Linked DNA regions of Homo sapiens: all the other regions are linked to region 2. Evidence: read pairs that join two places in POLR2A ChIA-PET (ENCODE). Cell type or tissue: MCF 10A. All regions are shown on one strand. Each heading gives the region's core, and the rest is flanking DNA. Links, peaks and the distances in the headings are about the cores only. Region 1 holds the start of LINC02989 (long intergenic non-protein coding RNA 2989). Region 2 overlaps MICAL2 (microtubule associated monooxygenase, calponin and LIM domain containing 2). Region 3 has its middle 21 kb from the start of LINC02989. Region 4 overlaps MICAL2 (microtubule associated monooxygenase, calponin and LIM domain containing 2).

Region 1 (4,670 bases), core at 327-4,326, 100 kb after region 2:
CAGTTGAGTCCAGCATGAGAGCTGGCATCCAGTGCCAGCCACCTGGGTGAGCCATCCCAGGCACCCACTCAAGCTGAACCTTTCGGATACCTGCAGCCCTAGCCGACATCTGACTAATCATCTGAAAGCCCCCAGGTGGGAATTGCCCCACGGCGACTAGTCAATGCGTAGAACCTTGGGAGATTGTAATAAATGAGTATATAATACATTGTTTTAAATCACTAAGTTTTGGGGTGGTGTGTTACTCGACAATAAATACTAGAACAGAAATAGACTACCCCCAAAACGTATGCCTTAAAACAACATGTATTATTTCTCATGAGTCTAGTTGCTCATGCATCTCGGGTCCGCTGGCAGGTTGGCTGGAGGATGGCTGGCCTGGGGTGGCCTCTGCTGGGACAACTCGGCTCTGCTCTGTGTGATATTTCATTTCTCATAGGCTAGCCCCAGCTTGTTCTCATGGCAGCAGCAGGGGTTTAAGAGAGAGACAGTAGAAGACACAGGCTTCTTAAGACCTAAGCGTGGAGCTGGCACATTGTCACTTTCAATAAACACTGTTCAAAGCAAATTTCAAGGCCGGCCCATATTCAAAGGGTGGGGAAATGGATTCTGTCTCTTGATGGGAGGAGCTACACGGTCACATTGCAGAGGGTGTGGATTGAGGATGCAGAGGGTGTGGACTGGAAGGGATAGACGATTGTGGCTGTTTTTGCAATCAGTCTATCACAATAACTAATAAGGATATAAGAAGTTTGCTAGGAGCCGCGTATAGTGGCATGCCTCTGTCATCCCAGCTACTTGGGAGGCTGAGGCAGGAGGATTGCTTGAGCCTAGGAGTTTGAGGCTGCAGTGAGCCATGATCATGCCACTGCACTCCAGCCTAAGTGACAGGAGGATGCTGTCTTTAAAAAAAAAAAAAAAGAAGAAGAGGAGGAAGAAGTTAGCTGGGGAGTGTAAATTACAAGTTCCTCCTCTGTTTTCACTGACATCATTAGTTAGGCCTCCATTGCTCAGCATTACCTTTCACTGTTTTAGCTTTCCAGCCTCTATGGAGAAAGGAAAGACAGAAAGAAACCGTGAGGAGCTGTGTTTGGGTGGCCAGCCAAACTTGCCAAGTGCTCCAGTCCTGTGGCTTTCAACAGAGCTGGGCGACGCCCTGGTGCACTGTGGCAGTTTCTCAGGGCTACCACAAGGGAAATGGTTGAGTGTAAGTGTGAGAAACCCTGAGTCCCCACCTTAACCAGGGCAGTACTCTTCTTTCCTTGTGATTTCCTTTGGAGAAAGGTTATGCATCTTTAAAAAATAAAAATATTTCAAATCCAGTGAACTAGTCTAACCTCTCAATCTTACAGAAAAGGAACCAGTCTTAGTGAAATGGAGTGTTCTATTCTACATTACTCTGCCACTGAGTGTCTTGGCCGGTGTCAGACTCCAGGCTGCTGACGTGCCATCCTACCTGAGCTCATTCTTCTGCCTGACTCACCCCTCCCCTCACTGGGTTCAAGAGACAGCAGATTGCTGAAGCCCAGAGAACAGAAGAGAACTGAGGAACATCAGAAGGGATGTCCCTGACCTGTCACTGCTCCAATTCTCTACTTTCCCACCATGGTCCATAGTCCTTGAATCCTGAGCCTCAGCCACCACCCTTCCGCACATACACACCCTTACGTGATGATCCTGACAAGGCTTGGCCCCCAGAACCACAGACAATTCCAGGCATCATATTGGCAGGCAGGCTGAGCTGGCTGGTCAACCCCAGGGTGGAGCAGGGCACACTTGGGGGAGCTGATCCTGCAAGGGCAGATGGAGCTCCATCTGGGAGAAAAGCTCATTTCCCAAGAGAAAGCTTGGTCTTGTTTGGAGCCTGTGATCTCCTTGTTCTCCTCCCAGTTTGTTAATTCCATTTCTTCCCAAGTTCATTTTTTTAGGACATGGGCTATTTATAGCTCCCCCTAAGTCCTTTCCAGTCTGTTTCCTGTTCAAGTATACTGCATTAGTCACCAGAAAGTGTCTCAAGCAATCTCTGTGTCCCTGCCTGATCCCGGCCACAGGGAACACGGGGATGCTGGTCAGACTCAGGGTGGATCCCCTTGGAGAGATGGGAAGCAGGAGGCAGGAGGCTGGCTAAGGGGGCTCATGGGGGCAGAGGGAGCATCTCTTATTCCCCATCCTTTGTGGTATCAAGCCCTGAGTCCTTCCTGGAGTTTATCTAGTCCTTGGAGACACGGAAACTGCAGGGGCACCTCCATTTGGCTGCATATTTTTGCCATTACTTGATGACCTATTTGCATGCAGCTCCTTGCAGAGAATTTCCTCTCAAGCCATATAGGGTGATTTCATTGCACCACATGAAGCTTTTATTTGCAGTCAGTGATCAAGGCTCCTTCCTGACTTCCTCCTGCCAGTCCCACATCCCTCCTGTCCACTGTGACCTGCCTAGGCTGCTCTGAGCTCCCTGCAAGCTTGGTTCTCTCCAAGTGTGGTTGCTCCAGGAAATTACCAGCTTTATCTGAGGAGAAGGTGCTGGAGATCCAAGCTGAGTTTTTGTATCAGCAGGATGCCAACATTGCCCAGCAGCCCTGGCCACCTTGCGGGCTTTTATCAGCCTCCACAAATCCCTAGCAAAGGAGTTGAGTGCAGGGTTTCTGACCCTGAGCTTGCTGACACTGAAGGGTCAAAGGAAAGAAATGCGGAGGGAAGTCCGAGGTTTTGTTTGCACAGCTAGTCATCAGGCAGCCTACATCTCAGAGACCAACATTTTCCCAAACTGTAGTCTCAGTACTCCCCAGCCCCAAACAAAGGGACTTAATGTCCCTTGAACAAAGCTTCCGAGGGCCTCAGAGATAACTTGCTCTAGGTTCTTCTTAAGGGGCAATGACCTCTGTAGTCCCAACCTCAGTGTTGCCCAACTCAAAGCAGCAAGGGACCAACTGATACCCACTGGTCACTGAGCACCTGCTTTATGCCAGGCTGCCTGCTGAGTGCTTCAGAAACAAGCCCTCTGAACCCTCCGAAAGAGTCTTGATGAGAAGGTGCTTGAGCTAAACGCAATCTTCCTGTCTCACTCAGAGAGGTGGCATACACACCAGCACCCTGAGCGGAGGAGGTGGAGGAAATCGGGCATACAACATGGATGCCAGGTTCCAGCCCAGGCCCAGGCATCCCAGGGCCACTCCTGAGCTGTGATGCACACCAACAATCTGGCACAACTATTTTTATTTCCACTTGGTTTCCATCCGAGGAAATCATGAGACTGTCTCCCCACATAGCACACTCAATTACATCCTTGGGAGCACAAGAGCCCAGAAGATGCAATCAGGGATGGCTGAGTCAGGCGCAGTCAAGGATGAGTTTGCTTCTGAGAGTGGAGGTCTCCGGACTGATCCCCAGGGTATGGGGGATCCAGGAGAAGGGTGGGGACATGAGCACCAAGCAGGGACTTCTCTTCTGGGACCACAGTGGTAAATTTGGAAGTGAAAAGAAAGTGGAGGGTGACACTGTCATCCAACCTCCTCTTAAAACAAGGCTGTCTCCCACTTCTACTTTTTAGATTATGAAAATGAATGCACATGCAGAAAAGTGCATAGAAAATTATACATTCTAATAAATAACTATAAAGCAAACACCCATGTCCTCACTACTCATGTCAAGACATAAATCATTGGCTGGGCATGGTGGCTCACGCCTGTAATCCCAGCACCTTGGGAGGCTGAGGTGGGCGAATCACCTGAGGTCAGGAGTTCAAGACCAGCCTGGCCAACAGGGTGAAACCCCGTCTCTACTAAAAATACAAAAAAATTAGCCAGGTGTCGTGGCACATGCCTGTAATCCCCGGTACTCGGGAGGCTGAGACAGGAGAATCGCTTGAACCCAGGAGGTGGAGGTTGCAGTGAGCTGAGATTGCGCCATTGCACTCCAGCCTGGGTGACAGAGTGAGACTCCGTCTCAAAAAAAAAAAAAAAGATGTGAATCATTGCCAGCACCCCAAACCCCTTGCGTGGCCCTATCTGATCATACTCATCCCCTCTTCCCTAGAATATGTGGTGTCTCCATCCTTTCCCTTTAGTTTTACCTCCTGAGTTTGCATCCCTAAAGAAAATAGTTTCATTTTACCTACTTTGAGCTTTACATGAATAGAATCACTTTATGGAGTTTATGGGGTTTCTCCATATCTGGCTTTTTTTGCTCAATTGTGTCTAAGAGATTCATCCATGTTGTTGTGGTAGCTATATTGAATTAATTTTCATGGCTGTATAGTATTCCACTGGCTAAATATGCCATATTTATTTATCCATACTACTACTGATGAACATTTGGGTTGTTTCCAGGTTTTAAGTACTATGAGTGATGCTGCAATAAGTATTCTTGGTATGTATATCCTGAAGTAAATGTGCACATATTTCCCCAGGGTTTATATCTAAGAGTGGAATTGCTAGGTCATAGGGTATGTGTTTCTTCACCTTTACCAGATAACAACACATTGTTTTCCAAGTTGTAGTGCCTTTGCTCTCTTTTTTAGACAACTGCAACAGATACTTGGGGAAGGAGACCACAGGTCCAGAATTACTGGACCTGCAGAGATGCTTCAGGTGGAAAAACTTCTCCAGAGAAATTAATCTGTATGCACCTTTGTTTCTCTCTCTTCTCACTGCCGGTCCCTGCCTCATTGT
Region 2 (4,000 bases), core at 1-4,000:
CCACCTGCACTTGCACGTGTGTGCACTGTCCAAGCTGAAAGGGACCTTAGATCCCTCAGATTAGCACATTTTTTTCTATAAAGGGCCAGATAGTAAATATTTCAGTCTTTTCACCAAATGCAGGCTTAGATCATGCTGTCCAATGCATCCCTCCCCATAACCCCTTGCCCTTGGTGGGTTTTGGGTGGCGGGCGGGGGTGGGGGTGGGGGTTCCAAGAAGTTATTTCAGGGAGCCCAGAGGCCATTTTTTGTACCTCTGAAAGTCTAAGGGAGCTCCTTGCTGGTCCTCCTGCCCTGGACACCCTTCCCTCAGATCTTTGAACACAGCTCCTTCTCACCATTCAGGGCTGAGCTCAAACATCCCACTCCCTGGAGATGATACCTTCTCAGCCCCACCCATTACTCTCTCACATTTCCATTTATTTTCTGCATGGTGCTTATCATAACCCAACATCTCTCTCTTTTTTTCTTTTTCTTTTTGGAGACAGGGTCTCACTCTGTTGCCCAAGCTGGAGTGCAGTGGTACAATCACGGCTCACTGTAGCCTTGACCTCCCAGGCTCAAGCAATCCTCCCATCTCAGCTTCCCGAGTAGCTGGGACTACAGGTGTGCACCACCATGCCCAGCTAATTTTTTTGTATTTCTTTGTAGAGACAGGGTTTCACCATGTTACCCAGGCTGGTATCAAACTCCTGAACTCAAGCAATCCACCTGCCTTGGCCTCCCAAATTGCTGGGATTGCAGGTGCATCTGGCCTACATTTTTTTTTTTTTTTTGAGACATAGTCTTGCTCTGCTGCCCGGGCTGGAGTGCAATGGCATGATCTTGGCTCACTGCAACCTCCGCCTTCCAGGTTCAAGCAACTCTCCTGCGTCAGCCTCCTGAGTAGCTGGGATTACAGACACATGCCACCACACCCAGCTAATTTTTCTATTTTTTTTTTTAAATAGAGATAGGGTTTCACCATGTTGGCCAGGCTGGTCTTGAACTCCTGACCTCAAATGATCTGCCCGCCTCAGCCTCCCAAAGTGCTGGGATTACAGGCGTGGGCCACCGCACCCGGCCATCTTTTTTATTTGTTAAATAGTTCACTTTGTTTGTCTCCCTCTAGAACATAAGTTCCACTAAAGCAGAGGCCTTGTCTCTGATTCATAGCTGTATCCCCAGAGGCTAGAGCAGTCCCTCATCCTCAGCAGGTACTGATAAATATTTGCCAAATCAATCAGTCAATCAAATCAAATCAAATCATACCTTTACCCCAAATCAGGATGCACACTGAGGCTAACTGAAATATAATAGTCTATATTTAAGAAGATACTGTCTTGGGGCTTTACATATATTATCTTATTAAATAAGGGATAAACTAACTTATAAGGTAGGAACTATTTTATCTCTTGATTTCAGGTGAGGACATTGAAGTTGAAGTCCTGCTACTTAAAGATGTTTATCTGGTAAAAGGCAGAGCTAAGTTTCAAACCCAAATCTGTTCAACTCTGGACTCATGCTATTAATCACCACTCTTGCTTAATTTTGCATGGGATTGTGACAATTTAGTGTGAACACAAATTATCTGTGGCTGATTAGAAATGCTGACAGGCAGTGATGTGACTTTACACTTTACAAAAATGGAGAGAAGATATTGTCACCTAACATATGCAACCTTGTCTGTGAAACAACTTATTCTGAAGCACAAGTTTTGGGGTCAGGGGAGAAAAGGAATCAAAGCTGAAAATAGGTGGGAGTTTTACTACCTTTACCAATGAAATAAGTAGCTTCAGATACAGGAAACAACTTCAGATGTCACAAAGCCAGTTAGAGGTGACAGAAAATCCTCAAGTTTCCCAAGAGAAAAGCCATTTAGTCAACTGCACCTTGATCCATCTTCTGGGGGTTGGATACACATCTGATATCCAACCCACAGAAGATGGTTACGTAGGAGAGTCCAAAACCCTGATTCTTCAAGAGACAAATCCCAGGGTGTTTGCAGAAGAAAATCTTTCCCACCAGAGGAACTTTGAGGCCTTCCAGATAGTAAGAGAACAGCGAGCCCCTTAGAGCAACTCACACATGTCTTCCAGGCCAGACAACCCATACTCACCAGCGGAATGTAGTTTTGAGTCAACTTGCAGCTGCCACAAAAGAAGTTAGCAAACTTACTCAGAAGTTCTTGATAACTCCATGTGGGTCACCTTACACCATAAAGTGGTTTGTAATTAAAATGTTTTTGAAACTGTGAACAGACCAAAGTGTCTAGACATCGGGAGGCTCCAATCCTACACCATCCCGACTGCCCATGATTACTGTATGATAGATGCCCACAACCTGCCAAAGAACATGTTATGTTTTCTCTATCAGAGCATCTTTAAGGGCAAATTTCTGGAAAGCCTCCCCTCACAGCCTGCTGGGAGCTGCCTGGGAAATCTTTGGCCACCAAGAGGAAGGCATGCCTGGGCATCTAGGGCACTTTCCCTCTGGTGGCAGGCCTGGGCTTGCAGAACGTGAGCCATAGCTGGCTCAGGCTGCCTGCGGAAGCCCACATATGGAAGGCAGGATTTCCGGGACCCAGGTCTAATGCATCATCGCTGTAACCCTTTCAGAGAAAACAAACTGAGTCTCCAGCTCAAAATCAGGAAGGTGGTGGAGGTAGTGGGGGTGGTGAGATAAGGTAGGTTAGGGAATATGTAATTTAAACCCTGCAAAACTATTAAAGGGAAATAGGGCATTTGGAAACTGCTACCCTAGCTCCCTGTAATACCTGATCCTACCCATGTACCAACGGGAAAAGGATATCTATCATTTATTTATCTATGCATTCATTCAAAAAACACTGAATGAACAGCTATTTTCTAGGCATCATATCTGGTGCTAGGGAAATACAGATGGATATGTCACATTTTCTGACCATAGGTACTCGCACTTTAGCAAAAACAAAAACAAAAACAAAACAAAAAAAACATCAAGGTTCCTGAGCAAGAGAACTTTACACATAGTGGGGACTGGGAAAGAGTAGAGGCAAGGACCTGGAAGGAAGCCACTTACAGCAGATGCAGAGGTCCCACTAGGCAGGAATGTAAAGGAGGGGTTGGATGAAACACAGTTAACGTATAAAGGTTAAGAGATTACAAATTCAGGCTGGAGGGTAGAAGGAAGAAGTGAAACTGACTCAGGTTCTCAGAGTGGGAGAATGGTGATACTGTGCTCTAAGACTGAAAATCAGAAAGAAGAATAAATTTAGGGAGTGGGAGGGGAGAGGAAGTGTAAAATTATGAATTTAGTTTTCTATTTGTTGAGTGTAAGGTACTCATTGAAAATCTAAAAGATGTGTAGAAATCCTAATAGTTGATCCAGAGAGTCCGCATAGTGACACAAATTTTAACAATAATGCTAATTTCTACTGAGTGGAGGTCTACCATGTGTCAGGTATGCTATGTTCAATTTCATTGAGTCCTAACAAGGATCCTATAAAGTAGGTATCATTGCGTCCATTTCACAGATGAGGAAGTGGAGGCTCTGAAATGTTACATAACCTGCCCAGGGTCACAGGTATCTGACTCTGGCCATTATGCTCTTTCTACTGTGCCCTAAGCCCTCCAATTTTAGTGTCATTGTCAATGAGAGAAGATTGGTTCATCAAAAGTGAGAGTAAAACAGTGCTATACAATAGAACTGGGTTTCTCAACCTCAGCACTACTACATTTGGGACCAGATAATTTTGGTTGTAGGGTGTTATCCTGTGCATTGTAGGATGTTCAGCAGCTTCCCCGGCCTCTTCCAACTAGGTGCTCGTGCCAACCACGCCACTCTCCCAACAGCATGACAATAAAAAAAAGTCTTCAAATATTATCAAACGTCCCTGGAAGGCAAAACAGCCACCAGTTAAGAATCACTGCAATAGAAATATAAGGTGAGCCACACGTGCAATTTTAAATTTTCTGATAGCCACATTTTTTCTAAAAAAGTGACAAGAAATAGGAAGTTAATTTCAATATTCTAATCTATT
Region 3 (4,670 bases), core at 383-4,382, 120 kb after region 2:
GTAGGGGGGAAACAATAGGGCCATTTGACCCTGAAGATCCAGGGGCCCCTACTTTTGGCTGTTGTCCACTAGAAAATTTGGGCAAAGAAACAGAGAGAGAATTGGTTAAAAGCACCAATCCTCAATTAAACCCACTGACTGTTTTTCTACATGAAAAATCTGAGCATGAAGAAATGAGCTAAGTGTTGAGTGGGAAGTGTCTCAAAATCTGCAAACTGCCAAGACTTACTAAGAATCTCAAAGACTTAACCCAAATTATTGAGGGACAATGGCTCGCTAGACCCCTCCCGAGGATGGTGAGTAGGATGACAATGACACGCGAGAGACAGCTAAAAGAAACAGGGACATTCATCTTGAAAAGCATGCAGCTGCTGTTTTTGAATCTCTGGGGCGCTCCAAGAGGAGCAGGCTAGTTCAGAGTGGCCTTTCAAGTGAGGACAATGAAGGGGGGTACACACAGGGAGACAGCAGGGAAAAATGAGGAGGGGCCAAGAGTGAGAGCCATCAGACCCAGGCTGGGCTGATCCATAAGGTCCTGAGCTCTCTGCCCCTGGCAGAATCACAACAGTCATTAATTCATTCATTGAATCAACCTATCAAGGTGAAAATCAGTGTGATGAGGCCACCACTAAGCTTAGGAGACCTGAGCAGGTACAGTGGTAAAACTGTGCATTCAATGAATGAATGAATATTTGGATACTGGAAGCAGGGCGTTCAGGACCTTACAGGCCAGCGCCTGAGGTCTAGCAATGTCTGGATGTACTGAGGTCTAGCAATGATTTGAATGCCAGAAGTAAAACTGACAAGACAGGCAAAGCTGTTGCTTTTAGAAAGCTCACATTCAAGCAGGAGAGATAAACAACACACACATACACACAAAAAAAAAGCCATGAAAAAACTAAAATGTATACATACACAGTAGAGATAGGGTTATGCAAAAAAAAAAAAAAAAAATTGAACAGGATTATGGGAGAGGGCATGCTTGTGTTTCCTTTGGATTGGGGAGTAGGAGTTAGCTTTTAGCTAGGAAGGTGGGAGGGGAGCATCAGGAGAGGACGGGAGAGAGTGACCTTTGAAATTCCTTCCTCTCTGAATCCACAGTCTCACAACATACCACTGCCCATTTGCTTACTAAGATCTGCAGAGGGACCCGTGCTGCAGTGAATACAGTTAAGGCAACTTTGCACTAAGCCCCCAGTGGGTGTTTGGATAGGGCCAGGCGTCCTGAGCATGGTAAAGTGGCAGCTTCCCCTTCCTCCCACCTGCCGCTCCCTGCACATTCTGCCTGCCTGGCAGGCTGGATTGTGTAACTGCTTGGGCTTGTGTTAAGAGCCTAGCTCAGCATGGAGCTTGTAAATCTTCTCTCACATCATGAAATGCCAGCAATTTCACAGCCAGGGATTCCTGTTCTCATAAAGTCCCCACACCAGCAGACTTACATCTAAAAGTGTCCTCTGGAATGACAGATTGATGTCAGAGCTGCCTGAAGCCAAACACCAGGGCAGGCAGCCTCGTGGCTCACTCGGAAGGAAGGGCTCCCCTGCAGCCCCTGGAATTGGATGTCATGATCGCCAGGCCTGGTTGGTGGGGCTCTGCCTGCAAAGGGATCGTAAAACACAGCTTCCTGAGGAGAAATGGAAATGATGGCCCCACACTGAGAACCAAGCACCTGGAACACATTTGTGTTCAACACTATTTGAGGGGATAAAAAGAAAAAAAAATGCTTCTAAACATATATGCAGTTGTAATCCATATGGGAAATACTCACTTTTGAGTGACTCTTACTTGGCTCCCATTAGAATGACCTGTGGAGCTTTTCAGAGATAAGCATACAGAGAACTGCGGTTCTCAGGAGATCCTGATTCAGGAGAATCTAGAATCTAGAAAGGGGCCCCTGCATCTGTGGAAAAAGTTCCACAGGTGAAGATTTACCACCCAATACGTAAGAACAACAAAAGATGAGTAACAAGAAGGACATCGTGGCAGCCTTCTAATACGGTCCCCAATGACCCCCACCTCCTGGTATTCAGAACTTGTGCAATCCCCTTCCCTGGAGAGTGAGCTGGACCTGGTGACTCACCTCTAAGCATTCAGCAGGGCACAAGATAAAGGGATGTCACTTCTATGAATAAGTTACAAAAAGGGGGTGGCCTGTTTGGGCACCTTCTTGCCTGCTCTTGTTTGCTTGCTCTCAGGAAAGCCAGTCGCCATGTTGTGAATTGCCCTGTGGGGAGACCCACATGGCAAGAAATTGATGCCTTCAGCCAACAGCCAGTGAAGACTTGAGGCCTGCCCACAGCCACATGGGCAAGCTTGGACATGCACCCTCTTCCAGCGGAGGCTTGAGACGATGGCTGCCCCAGGGGATACCTTGACTGCAGCCTTGTGAGTGATCCTGAGCCAAAGGCACCAAGAAGAGTGCTCCCAGATTCCCAATCCACAGAAGTTTTGAGATAATAAATGTGTTATTTTAAGCTGTTACATTTTGGGAATAATTTGTTATGCAGCAATAGGTAACCAATAAAGACGTGTAACAAAACATGAATTTTGGGGCAGGGGGATTATGAGTGATCTGTAACTTCTTCCTTTTGCTGATCAACATTTTCTTTTTCTTTCTTTCTTTTTTTTTTTTTTTTTTTGAGACAGGGTCTCAATCTGTCACTCAGGCTGGAGTGCCATAACATGCTCACAGCTCACTGCAGCCTTGATCTCCCAGGCTCAAGCAATCCTCCCACCTCAGCCTCCCAAGTAGCTGGGACTACAGGCATGCCCCAAGATACCTGGCTAATTTTATTTTTTTATTTTTTTAGGCGGAGAAGGAGTCTCACTCTGTTGCCCAGGCTGGAGTGCAGTGGCACCATCTCCGCTCACTGCAACCTCTGCCTCCCGGATTCAAGTGATTCTCCCATCTCAGCCTCACACACTCACACATAGCTGGGATTGCAGGTGCCCACCACCATGCCTGGCTAATTTTTGTATTTTTAGTAGAGACAGGGTTTCACTATGTTGCCCAGGTTGATCTTGAACTCTACCTGCCTCTGCCTTCCAAAGTGCTAGGATTCCAGGTGTGAGCTACTGTGCCCTGTTTATATTTTCTATTTGTTTTTAATGTTACTATGGATTATGTTCAAAATGAAAAATTATTTTAAAATTATATTTTAAAAACTTGTAAAGGAAAACATAGGAGAAAATGTTTATGACCTTGTTAGGCAAAACTTTCTTAGACAAGTCACCAAAAAGGGCAATCTAAAAAGAAAAACAAGGTAAATTGGACTTTATCAAAATGAAAATCTTTTGCTCTTCTAGAAATACCATTAAAAATATGAAAAGACAAGGCCAGGCATGGTGGCTCATGCCTGTAATTCCATTACTTTGGAAGGTCGAGGCGGGTGGATTGCTTGAGGCCAGGAGTTTGAGACCAGCCTGGTCAACATGGTGAAACCTCATCTCTGCTAAAAATACAAAAATTAGCTGTGCGTGGTGGTGCATGCCTGTAATCCCAGCTACTTGGGAGGCTGAGACACAAGAATCGTGTGAACCTGGGAGGAGGAGGTTGCAGTGAGCTGAGATCCTGCCACTGTGCACTCCAGCCTTGGCGACAGGGAGACTGTCTCAAAAACAAACAACAACAAAAAAAACCCCAAAAAGACAAGCCACAGACTAAGAGAAAAGAATTGCAAATCATATATCTGATAAAGGACTTATTTCCAGAATATATAAAGAACTCTTACAACACTAAGACAATCAACCAAATTAAAAATGAGAAAAACATTTGAACAGACATTTCTTTGAAAAAGATACACAAATGGCTAATAAACACATGAAAGGACATTCAACACCCTTAGTTATTGGGAAAATGCAAATTCAACCACGAAGAGGTACCACAGGATGTGAAGAAAGTGGAACTCTCATACGTTGCTGGTGGGAACATAAAATGGAGCAACCACTTTGGAAAACAATTTGGCAGTTTCTTAAAAAGTTAACTATAAACTTATTATATGACCTACTCCTAGGAATGTAACCCAGAGAAATGAAAACATACGTCCACACAAAGACTTGTATGCAAATATTCACAGCAACTTTGTTCTTAATAGGCAAAAACTGGAAACAATCCAAATTTCCATTGACAGGTGAATGAATAAGCAAAATGTAATAAACGCATCCACTGAGATAGTACTTAGCATAAAAAGAAAAAAGTACTGATTCATGCCACAACATGAATGAACCATAAAAACAGTATGCTAAGGGAAGGAAGCCACACAGAACAGAATACATGTTGTATGATTCTGTTTATACGAAATGTCCAGAAAAGACAAATCAATAGAGGAAGAAAGTAGATTTGTGGTTGACTGGGTTTAAAGTAGGACTATATTTGACTGCAAATGAGCATAGCATGAAATGTTTTGGGTTGATAAAAATATTCTAAAACTGATTGTGGACATGGTTGTAAAAGTATACAAATTTATTACAAATCATTGAATTGTATATTTACTATAGGTGAATTTTATGTTATGTAAATTATACTTCAATAAAGCTGTAAAAAGGTTATATTCTGACTGGGTGCAGTGACTCACACCTGTAATCCTAGCACTTTGGGAGGCTGAGGCAGGTGGAATGCTTGAGTCCAGGAATTCGAGACTAGCCTGGGCAACACAGCAAAACACTGTCTT
Region 4 (4,670 bases), core at 346-4,345, 63 kb after region 2:
GTCGGCTGGTCACCACATGACCTCCTCCCAGTCCTCTTTAGGAAAAGGGCTAAGGGGGAAATGATGAATGGCTTTAGGGGAAGAGTCAATCTGAAACTCCAGAACAAAGCTTTCTGGGATAGGAAGGGGGGTGCGTGTTTCATTACCTTCCACTTGCACGTTTTGGAGCAAGTTATTCAACCCTGCAGAGCCTCAGTCTCCTGACCTGTTCAATGGGGACAGTACCCAGTAACCGCACAGGGTAACTGTGAAGACCAAATGAAATATGAATGGGAATGTGTTTGGCAAACTGTAAAGCACCTTTGGAAATATCAGACATTTTCCAAATCCTGAGAGGTGGGGTCTTCAGGTCAGAATATGTGGCTTGAAGGGTAAAAGAAAACCAAGAATCACTTCTTTTGGCCCAAGTCTCTATTGACAGCTTCTAGGACAAGGCACAAGTCTTCAGGGATTTTAGAAAGATGCTGATTGAATTCTATTCATGGTCTTGTAAAGGGGAGACCTACACCCACATCTATATAATAAGGCAAAACAGAATGTGTTACAGAATGATCCTGCAGAGAGGATGGACATTCTACCCTGACCTCAGAGATTAAGAAGGCACTTACAATAATACTATAATATAAAAATAATATAAGAATTGTTAACATAATAATAACTCTTTCAGAGTGCTTGCTATGGGCCAGGCACTGTTCTAAGTGTTGACATAGCTTCTCTGATATTCTCATAACAACCCTATGAAGCAAGTTTGCAGATGACAAAACTGAGGCACAAAGAAATTGACTTCTATCTTGGACTTACATGGCTGGTAAGTGCTGGAGCCAGGATTTGAACTTGTCAGGCTCTGCTCCTTTTGGGAAACCAAAATGGGTTTCAGATAGACTCTGAGAGGGTGGCTGAAAGGCTCTGATAAAGCCTGCAGGGCTGAGTCATTGAAGAAAGGTACTGTTTCACCCACAGTGTCTCCCACCCATGCTTTCCCCACTACATTCACACTGCCCCGATCTGTCCTGGAAATTGGCCATGCCTCTGCTCTCCCTGCACCTCTTTGTGGGTACCTAATACCAAGGGAGACTGATATGAGAACCTATATGTCAATGTTTACATTTACACAATGGAACACTCATGGATTAATCCCAGCTCTGCCATTTACCAGCTATGTGACCTTGTCAAGTCTTAGTCCAGGGCTTCTGCTTCCTCATCTGTAAGATGTGGTTAACACTTATTATCTTGGGCAGTTATTGCAAAGATGAAATGGGATGTGTCTAGTGCAGCACCTGGCATGTTGCAGTCTTGATAAACAACTGTTAAATAGGAAGACTTTACAAAGGATTTCCATTGCAAAATCATTTTCTTCAAGGTAAGATCTGGTGGTAACAGTAGTACTTTTAACTAGTATTCACCTGGTTTTCATCTGCCACTAACCTACACCCACAACATGGATGATCTCATTTAATCCTGAAAAGCGCCATTATTTTCTTCATTTGACTTGGCTTCAGGACAAGAAAGGATGTCCCTAACACATTAATTTTACACACACATACGTATATGCAGACAGAGGGACAGATAGTAGAGCAAGACAATATTTTTAGGCACTTATTATATGTCAGGTGCTAGTCTAAGTATTCTACATTCAGTAACCCACTTCATCCTCTTGAAAACGTGCCTGAAATGGTAAGTACCATTTTATCTCCATTTACAGATGTGGAGCTTGCAGCACAGTGAGGAAAGTGTCAAATGAGTAGACTTTTTTAGTCTACAGTGGTCATCTCCTCCTGAATCTCTGCTCCCCTGTCTCAGCCGCCAATATCCTATCCCCTACAAAGCCACTAGGGAGATCTCCCCACACATGTCACTCCTCTGCTCAAGAGCACTCAAAGACTCCCTACTGCCTAGTCAAAGACCCCCAACAGGTCGAAGAGGATCAACTGTGGGCTCAAGATCCCAGTAGGATCTGGCCTTGCCTCCTTCCCTGTGCTCCCAAAGTCCCAGTGACAGGGTGAGTCAGTGAAACCTTCTCTAACCACTCTGTTTAAAATTACAGCCCTCCCCGAGCTGCTCCCCTCTCCATGCAGCACACACCATCTCCTTCCCTGCTTTGATTTTCTCCACCATACCTCTCATCACCTGGCCTCCCACGCATTTAGCTCACTTGTTTATTGTCCCTCTCCCCTTCTGGGAATGTGGCAAGGGATGTTATCTTGTTTTGTTTTTTTCCCTGCTGCAACCCAGCACTGAGAGCAGTGCCTGCCACAGAGTAAGAGCTCATAAATACCTGCTGAATGAATGAATGAGCAGACATGTAAAATGCCTAAGAAGAAAATGTCCCCATAGAGCAATGGTGAAAGAATGGCTCCAGGAGGCTGGAGGCTAGAGATGCCTAGACTGAAATGTCCTGGAGCTAGACCCTTTCTTGCCTATCTTCCTGAGATTTACAAGAGTTCCCTGTGAGACCCTGGGCCTTCATCCTCCCATCCCTGTTCTGAAGTTAAACACACTCCAACTCAATCTCTCTCTCATTAAAGCCTCTTTGCATCTGTCCTAAACTCACCTGCCTAGCCTCATTTCCCGCTGCCCACCTTCAAAGCAGGCAATTCCCCATTTCTCTTGGCCTCAACACCCACTAGAGATGCTCTCTTCTTACTCCCAACTTATCCATCTGCACTGCAACTACCCATCAGGATCCAGATCAAATGCTGCTGCTGCCGCCACCTCTGCTCCCTCCTCCAGGAAGCTTTCCAGGCCCTCCCTAGCCCACAGAAAACACTCCCCACACCCACCGCTGCCTCCTTCAGGCAGATGGACATTAGTCATGAACTACCTTGTGGTTTTTCTTCTATGATTGAGCTGAACTGTTGCGAAAATCTCCTGTTACTTAATTTTTTTTTTTTTTTTACACACATAAGCCTTGCTTTCCCAAGCCCACTGTAAATACTTTAGGAGGAGAAGTTGAGCCTTATGCATCTTGTCATCCCCACAGCACAGAGCCTAGGGCACATAGTAGGTGTTCAATAAATGCTTCTTAATTGCCCAGGGTAAATAAGTCACCTCCCCAATCAGGTCACTTCCTCAATTATAGGTACCTGGACTGGCCACTCCCAAGAGGCTGCATTTTTTCTTCAGAGCCAGCTGTGATCTCAGTTACCTGCAAACCTCACCATGGGCCTATGTTTTCAAAGGATGTTAGACCTATTCTAATCTCACTCCACTGAACTGGGCAGACGAGATGATTTGTAAAGCATCTCAGGTCTGGCAAAGCAAAGTACATACTTCTTCCAGGCAAACCCAGAGATTCAGAGCTTCCAATCTCCTTAAATACTGGAGTTCACAAGAGGAAAAAACCATGGTGTAAGTTTTAAGTGACTGACAGCAGAAAACCAACATGAGGCTCAGGTGCACGCTTTGAGCACCAGCTATCACTAAACCGAGATTACAGTTTACTGTAATGGTCCTAAAATCCCACATGACTTCTGAGGGAGAGGCCCTGTTTACTACAGACCCTCCATGTGCTGGCCTATGCCAGGCTCTGCAGGAGGGCCTCCCTGAGTCCCCTCTGCAAGGTAAGTGGGCTGGGACCAGCCAGCTTTACACCTGAGGAGCTGAGGCCCAGGTGGGTAGGAGGCTGCAGAGCCCTGACTCAAGCAGGTGAGTCACTCACTCCACATGGCCTCACCAGTTCACATTAGCCAATCAGGCATCCCAGATTATCTGTTATTTAAAGAAAAAAAAAACTGAATAAGAAATACTTGCACCGGATTCCAAAGTCAAAAGAATACAAAAGTATTCAGAAAAAGTTTCCCTCCTACTCCTGTCCCCATCTACCTACCACGTCCCCACTCTAAAACAGGTCACCACTATTATCAGTTGCTTGTGTCTGTTTCCGGACCGTGATTATGCATATATACACAAATATAAATATGTGTCCTTTTGTTTACATTAACTGATAGCAGACTAGACACACTTCTCTGCACCCAGGCTTTATCTTTTAAAGGACTAGACTTGGGACAGGGCAGAGAGATAGAGTGTCTCTACATAACAAAAAAAAGATGCCGGGCACGGTGGCTCACGCCTGTAATCCCAGCAATTTGAGAGGCCGAGGCGGGCAGATCACGAGGTCAGGAGATCAAGACTATCCTGGCTAACATGGTGAAACCCCGTCTGTACTAAAAATACAAAAAAATTAGCAGGGCATGGTGGTGCATGCCTGTATTCCCAGCTACTCGGGAGGTCGAGGCAGGAGAAGCACTTGAACCCAGGAGGCGGAGGTTGCAGTGAGCCGAGATCGCGCCACTGCACTCCATCCTGGGTGACAGAGCGAGACTCCGTCTCAAAAAAAAGATGTACAGCTATGTGAAAAGCCCATGAAATAAAGAGAAATATTCTGGAGAACACATGGGTGAGAAGGGAAGAACTAAGGCATAGAGATACGATGGAAATGGACCCCACTGGGCTGCTGCTGATACAGATCCCAGGCTAGCCAGAGATGAGCTCTGGCGGGTGGGGCTGAGATCAGACACCCTGAGAGCGCAGGAAGCCCCAGTGGCTAAAGGCTAAGCCTGGCTTTGCAGAGAGTTTCATCATCTAGAAGAGAGAGGATGTGTCCATAGAAACAGGGACTAACCTAGTTCCCTAATTCCCACAACAATGGTGGAATGGGTTAGTGACCAGAA

What was found. ChIA-PET counts read pairs that join two places held together with the same protein. Peaks named below come from ENCODE experiments on the same cell type or tissue, not always from the same donor. Only the 100,000 strongest peaks of a DNase experiment are listed, where the experiment ranks them.
Region 1: POLR2A ChIA-PET joins it to region 2 with 13 read pairs; 12 of 35 experiments call an interaction of 5 or more read pairs at or near these places.
Region 3: POLR2A ChIA-PET joins it to region 2 with 24 read pairs; 7 of 35 experiments call an interaction of 5 or more read pairs at or near these places.
Region 4: POLR2A ChIA-PET joins it to region 2 with 31 read pairs; 7 of 35 experiments call an interaction of 5 or more read pairs at or near these places.

What each region holds. Positions count from the first base shown.
Region 1 is chr11:12,084,113-12,088,782 of GRCh38, reverse strand. LINC02989 (long intergenic non-protein coding RNA 2989) reads right to left here and starts at 1,912. Exons shown (of 2, transcript NR_186297.1): 1 at 1,663-1,912. In MCF 10A, for the core only: CTCF peaks have their summits at 384 (motif pointing left) and 1,303; DNase peaks (open chromatin) are centred at 592, 1,142, 1,982 and 2,322.
Region 2 is chr11:12,188,248-12,192,247 of GRCh38, reverse strand. The region is part of intron 3 of MICAL2 (microtubule associated monooxygenase, calponin and LIM domain containing 2); the gene reads right to left. Among named protein-coding and RNA genes, the nearest start is that of MIR6124, 27 kb to the right of the region's middle. In MCF 10A, for the core only: a CTCF peak has its summit at 2,481 (motif pointing left); a DNase peak (open chromatin) is centred at 2,497.
Region 3 is chr11:12,063,773-12,068,442 of GRCh38, reverse strand. No RefSeq gene overlaps it. Among named protein-coding and RNA genes, the nearest start is that of LINC02989, 21 kb to the left of the region's middle. RefSeq lists enhancers at 1,770-2,292, 1,308-2,507. In MCF 10A, for the core only: no CTCF peak of the experiment used is centred there; DNase peaks (open chromatin) are centred at 1,322, 2,072 and 2,302.
Region 4 is chr11:12,124,931-12,129,600 of GRCh38, reverse strand. All of the region lies in intron 1 of MICAL2 (microtubule associated monooxygenase, calponin and LIM domain containing 2), which reads right to left. Among named protein-coding and RNA genes, the nearest start is that of MICAL2, 17 kb to the right of the region's middle. In MCF 10A, for the core only: no CTCF peak of the experiment used is centred there; DNase peaks (open chromatin) are centred at 2,790 and 3,640.